2 separate regions of the Homo sapiens genome follow, and region 1 is linked to region 2. The links are chromatin contacts, found by Hi-C in ENCODE. All regions are on one chromosome and are shown on one strand. The core of a region is the stretch at or near the end of the contact, and the rest is flanking DNA. Distances in the headings are between cores, read along the strand shown. Region 1 holds the start of CASP7 (caspase 7). Region 2 holds the start of SHOC2 (SHOC2 leucine rich repeat scaffold protein).

Evidence for each region. Hi-C counts contacts between places; a loop is a spot of excess contacts on that map. Pooled maps may share reads with other maps.
Region 1: a pooled map shows a loop between it and region 2 (17-fold over the local background). The contact joins the promoter of CASP7 here to the promoter of SHOC2 in region 2. A Hi-C loop is called at or near these places in 2 of 37 single-sample maps with no recorded cell type and 9 of 50 pooled maps.

The regions. Positions count from the first base shown.
Region 1 is chr10:113,678,627-113,681,782 of GRCh38, reverse strand. It overlaps CASP7 (caspase 7), which reads right to left and starts at 1,871. Exons shown (of 7, transcript NM_001227.5): 1 at 1,805-1,871. RefSeq lists an enhancer at 996-1,285.
Region 2 is chr10:110,918,262-110,921,319 of GRCh38, reverse strand. SHOC2 (SHOC2 leucine rich repeat scaffold protein) reads right to left here and starts at 1,716. Exons shown (of 9, transcript NM_007373.4): 1 at 1,663-1,716. It overlaps BBIP1 (BBSome interacting protein 1), which reads left to right and starts at 2,140. Exons shown (of 4, transcript NM_001195305.3): 1 at 2,140-2,199. RefSeq lists silencers at 1,257-1,346, 1,357-1,796, 2,647-2,806 and enhancers at 2,017-2,066, 2,087-2,286, 1,976-2,515.

The DNA of each region.
Region 1 (3,156 bases), core at 622-3,121, 2.8 Mb before region 2:
CTCAAAGCACTAACAATGATAGGCACATAGTAAGTCTTGGTTAGTCACTGTAACTCTTATTCTTACTATTAGCCACCAAGATTGTCACTGTTTGCAGACTGAGACCTCATCTTAATCATTTTTTTAATCATAGAAAAATGTCAGGTACATGGCAGGCACCAAATCCATTTTTCTTTATAAATCTAACTTAAATGTATTTTCAAATCCTTCAGCCCCTTCAATAAACTGCTGTCCAAACAGCAGAACCAAGGAGACCCAAGAGGGTGGTTGAGAACCCTGAGATCTGGGGCTGAATCAGTTCTTCCACATATTAGCCATGGGACCTCAGAAAAAGTGCTCGACCTCTCTAAGCCTCAGTTTCCTCATCTGTAAAATGGGAAAACAACAGTACCTATGTCACAGGTGGTTGGGAGGATGAATGAAACAATGCATGTAAAATGCTAGGTGGCACAATCTAAATAGTCAAGAAATATTCCCATTATCACCACTGCCCACGAGACTAAGATAATATGCAACTGTCAACCTTTGCCGATATTTAAAAACCACATCCATATTTTAAAAAGATTTTGTAGAGACTGAAAAAAAGTTCCTGTAGTGATTATTTCTAAACATGTTGAACAGGAGCCCACATGTTGGGGCAACTGGTACACAGCTGGGTAAGAAGTCACTGCCCAGCTATTGTCTGAACTTTTTACTTTCATGAAGGGGGAAATGGACTGCAGCTGCTTCCCCTGAAAAGTGACATCATACAATTTGTGACTCACTTCTTGCCCAAATAAAAATCTTCCTAAAGGGCACACAGAGAAGACCTGAAAACCTCCCCCTCTTGCCTCTAGCAGCTGGGAGGGGGAAAGGGAGGCTCTGCTGGGCACTCAAGCGCTCCGCTGCGTCACCCAAGGCTCATGGCACTGCTAGACCAGGGCCTTTACTTTGCTATTGCAGAAACTTTAGCTTCTTCAGAGACGTTAAGTAACCTGTCCAAAGCCACACAGTTTACAGGTGGCAGAAGGTGGACTGTGAATCTAGGCAATGGCGGTACCAAGGGTGAAGGTCAGGCCGGCGAGACCCAAAAGGAGGAAATAGCCTGTAAGTTGAGACAACAGGGAGGGCCACGTCAACTAGCCCAGGAGCCCAGAAGTTCAAGAATAAAGATCTGGAAATGATACACCCACAATCACCCACAAGTAATTTTACTGCTCCATAAACCGCAAAGCTGTCACCTGGAGCCTAACACTCCACACGTCTAAATGTCTCCTGCCTGGTTTCCACCTCCTCAAGGTCCCTCTAAGAGCCCTGCAGCAAGGACGCTCAGCTCCAGTGTACTCAGACTTGACAGAGCCACTGCCGCGAAACGCGTACCATAATCAACTCTGTCCATCCCCGCCAACAGTCTGCGGGGATCACCGTGGTTCCCATTTAACAGAGAGAGGGTTGAGGTCCCACCGCCGGCAGGCAAGGGGTGGGGACCGGAACGCAGGCAAAGGAGCCCTCGCTGTTAGCCGCTGTGCCAGATCACGAGCCCTCCTCTCCTAAATCTCGAATAGTACGAGGTGTCCCCTAGCCCCCCGGCTAGGAGGGAAGGGAGGACAAGCTGAGCAAGGCAAGCGATGGAGAGAGCGGAACGGGCCCTCTTCCCAAAGTTTCAGCGCAGGCCGTCGGGGCCACTCAGTCCCACTCAACCAGGCTCCCCTAGACCACGCTGGGGGCGCAGGGGGGAACTAGGAAGCCGGCAGGAAGGAGGGAGGCAAGGCGCGCACGGCCGGCGGGCTGGAGAGGCGCCGGCCGAGGTGGGGGCTGCAGTTACCGTTCCCACGGCGGTAGGGCGGCTGGGACTGGCACAGTCTCTCTCCGTCGCTCCGCAGCAAGGGTCTGGGGCCCCTTTAGCGAAAGCGAAACTAAAAGTCTCGGCGCTGCGGAGGGAGGAGCCGCCCTGGGTAGGGCCGGGCGGGGCTTGCACCGCCCCTGGCTCGGGGTAGTGCGCTCCGCAGGGGTGGAAGAGCCCAAAGCGACCCGTGTCCCCGCACGCATAGTCCCTGGAGGGCGCTCTCTGCAAAGCTGGCCGCGCGCTCTGCCAAGTTGGCCCCTCGCTCTACAAAGTTGAGCCCGCGCGCGGGAGAACGCGCACAGCAAAGTTTGCAGTTTCCCGGGACAGCCGAGCCGCCGCGGGTTGTTCCGGGAAAAAAACAAATCTGCCAAACTGGCCGCGCTCCAAGTGACCCAAAGAGCGCAGATTTCGCGGCGGCGCTCAGTGATGGGGCGCTCGTGTGGTCACCTCCACTTCCCCGCCCCCAGTGTACACCTCGACCTGGGCCTTCACATCAACTCGGAGACCCCTTTCCCATAGCCAGAGGCTCTCCCCTAGCGAAACCTGGATCCCAGCTGGAACTGCTGGCGTCCCCCTGGGGGACTCCACGCCTACATTAGCATGCGTACCCCACAAGGCTGATCCGCTTCGGGCCCGCTGTGGCATCCACTGTGGTCTCCTAGACGTTGCTTTGCGGGGGGCGCCCTCCTGCGCGCGTGGGCGTAGGACGCTCCCTCAGCTTTGAAGGAAGTACCCACCCAGCAGCCCAGCTTGCTGGTGGAGATGCTGCTCCTGGATCTTTCGGGAAATATTTGTTGTGCGCCCCCGTGTGTCAGGGACTGGGTATGCGGCCGGGAGTCAGTCAAACACGGGAGAGACTGAGCACTTCCACGGATTCTAGTTCACCCCAACCCCACAGCATACGCACACACACACACACACACACACACACACACGGACACACGGATTCCAGTTCACCCTGACCCCACAAAACACACACACACACACACGGATTCCAGTTATCCAGTTCACCCTGACCAAACACACACACACACGGATTCCCGTTCACCCTGACCCCACAAAAGACATACACAGGCATTCCAGTTCACCCTGACCCCACAAAAGACATACACAGGCATTCCAGTTCACCCTGACCCCACAACACACACACACACGCATTCCAGTTTACCCTGACCCCACAACACACACACACACGGATTCAAGTTCACCCCGACCCAACACACCCACACACAAACACACAGATTCTAGTTCATGAAACCCACCACACACACGGATTCATACACACACACGCACCTAGTTCACCCTGACCCCACAACACACACACACACACA
Region 2 (3,058 bases), core at 467-2,966:
TTTATGTCCAAATAAAGACAAAAGGCTTATCATACTCAGTCTAAGTTCCATATGTGGCGAATGGTCATTTGCATACTTTATTCCTAAAATTCTTTTCACTGTCACACAGCAAAACATCAACACTTGATAAATTCAAATTATAAATATAACCTTACTGAATGTTACAAATTGGATGCAATAGCTAAGTCTCTTCAAGTACACAGTAACAGTTCTACAGTCCACAGCATGGAGGATGAGGGTAAAGATTAGTAAGTACACTAATAAATTGAGGTCTTTAAAATTAAAACTATTTTTCAGTGGTGTTGCTGCATTTAGTTACAAAAACACTTGGTTACACAAATGTACCTTAGGATTCTGAAAACCGTAACAAAAAGCTTTTGATATAGTAGTCCCTCTTGAGTAGAAACTAGACGCACTCGGTATCTAAGAAAAGTATACGAAATGGCACAGGTGTAAGCCTAGACACTGCTGGTAGTTATCACGCTGGAGGCAAATACTATACAGTCCACATCTGCAACCTAATTTTGCTTCAGCATCCCCAGAGACTTCGAAAATATTTCTTTGGGTAGGTTGCAAAACAGTGCTTCCTCTTTTATTCTCATCACCCCCATTACGATACAAAGCAACAGACAAGAAAAATCAAACTGCCAACTGTAAGGGCTTAAACACACACACAAAGCATCTTCTTTCTAGCTCCCGAATCGGTATTTATTCCACCTGTTTGTAAATCCATAATTCCACAATAACACAAACTGCCTGCTTAAAGAAAGGAAGGAAGAAAAGAAAAAGAAAGAAAAGAAATAAAGAGAAAGGCAAGTTAATGCTTTGGAGTCATTACTCTTCCACCTAGGCATGGGGGGAGGGGGATGGTACAAAAACAATGGATATTGAGGTGCTGGGGGAAAAATCGTCTTGCCCCAAAGCCTCTTGTGTTATGAGCCTGGGGAAGTCGGGGAAGAGTGAGACTACTTTTCCTCTCTCCCTAAAAGCTGTGCTATCACGGGGAGAGGTTGCCATCGGGCATGTTCTACGAGGCGGTCTCGAAGGGCTACAACTCGCTTCGCTAGGCAACACACCCAGAGCCGATCCAGCACTCTTCACTCAAGGGTTTTTAGGGAGAGGAGAACGGGAGAGCAAGGTGGACTCCAGGGAGGGGGCGAGAAGAGACCCCACCCTGTATGACCGCCGCTGCGCCCGGGCCCTCGCCAACGATTTACACGACTCGGGGCGCCCTGCGGACTGGGCCCGGGGGCCCAGGGAGCCGAGAGGAGAGAGACTGTCCGCCGGGGGCCCCCGGCCCGCGCCCTCGCGCCGGCTCGCCGTCGCCCAGGCGCTGTCCGGGCCGCCCGCCGCCGCCGCCGCAGGCCCGGCCCCGGCCGCTGTCACACCCGACCGCCTTCCTCTCCGCGCCGGGCTGCAGGCTCCCACGCGAGCCGGCTCCAAGGGCCCCGCACTCCCGGAGACAGCAACCAGGAAAGCGGCGGCGGCGGCGCCTCCCAGGGCCCCGGCCCCTCGGGCCTCGCCCCGGCGCTGCCGGCTCGCGCCTGTCAGGGCGCACGGGGCCTCCCCCTACCGACAGCCAGCCCGACTGCCCGACGGACAGGAAGGCAGGCAGGAAGAACCGACCAACAGACACCCTCCGCCTCATCGGCCCCGAGTTACCGTCAGGAGCCCCGACTCCGCCATCCTCCTCGCTCGCCCTCCTTCCTCCTCTTCCTCCTCCTCCTAAGAAGCGACGCTGCCCAACCGCCGCCCCCCGCCCGCCCCTCCCCCACTCGCCCCGCCCCGCCCGCCCCGCCACTACTCTCGCTCCAGCCTCCCCGCCCCACCCCTCTGCCGTGGGCCCGTCACTCGCTAGGCAAGAAAAATGGGCGGAACCGGGGCAAGAGAAGCTGCCCAATCAGAGACGGGCAGTGCCGCCAGCTTCTCTCTCTCCGCCCTTGTCCTTTCCTCAGTTCCTCTACGCCGTCTCCCGCCCACTGGGCGCCTCTGGCTAGCCGGGCTACAGAGTAAGCCTCCAGCAGGGTAGAGTGACAACTCCCCGATCGGAAGTTACTGTTGAAGCTAAGGCGGCCATAACTGATAATGGCAAAAGGAGATTCCTGGCTTCCTGTTTCCAGGGTGACGTAGATTTTTTTCCTTCGCCAGTCTCACCGTTACCCGGGGCAACAGCTGAGCCGTCTGGGAAGGGATGCATCTGTAAGTAAGCCCAAAGAGGTACCGTGGGTGACCACACATCCCATGTTAGACAAGTTAATTCATACTCCGGATTACACGTCCAGTTTCCTGGCCCTTATTTTACTGAGACGTCTGGTCACTTACGGAGATGGACAACAGTTTAGGGCTCCGAAATTCCCTCTCCTGCCCGGAAGTTGCATTTGGCACTTCCGAATTGGGTCATGGCGGAAGGGTGTTAATAGCCTGGCCGCCCGTGCCCCAGGGAATGCTTATTTTTGACCTTAGTTGCAAAGTGAGGTGAGTCCGTGGACCCCAACCAGTGGGCCGGACCCGGGCCGGACGGTCCCTGTGGGACAGAGCGCTGAAATGGCGAGCGGGGCTCAGGGCCGCTTCCGTTGGAAGGCGGTTTTTTTCCGGGCTGGCCTGGCGGCGGCCCGCCCCCGTGAGGCTCCCTGTGGGGTGAGGCCGCTCTACAGGCCGCCCTAACCCAGCCAGAGGCAGCCCGGCCGGGAGGACCCCAGCGGGGAATGGGCGGGGACCTCGGGGCGGAGCTCCTAACTCCGGCAAAACGGAGCTCTTGACCACGCCTCCGCAAGTTCCTATTAAGTACTTTCACTCCTTGGCCTTTGGAGGGAGGAGAATTCGGGAACTTCAGAAAATCATTTTCCACCTTCACCTATAAAAGGAAAAGATGAGCCCCTACCACCAGGGCAGGACCTCAATCTTTTTCCCCTGCCACCTGCCTTCCCATTCTGATTTTTCCCCCCTTTCCGCGTCTCTCCTTTGAGTCTTTGTAAGCTTTGACTGCGGTTCTGGTGGTGGGATTCCTGCAGGTCTACAGTTTCTTAAACAACGTGTTGAAGATTTTTGAAAATACTGT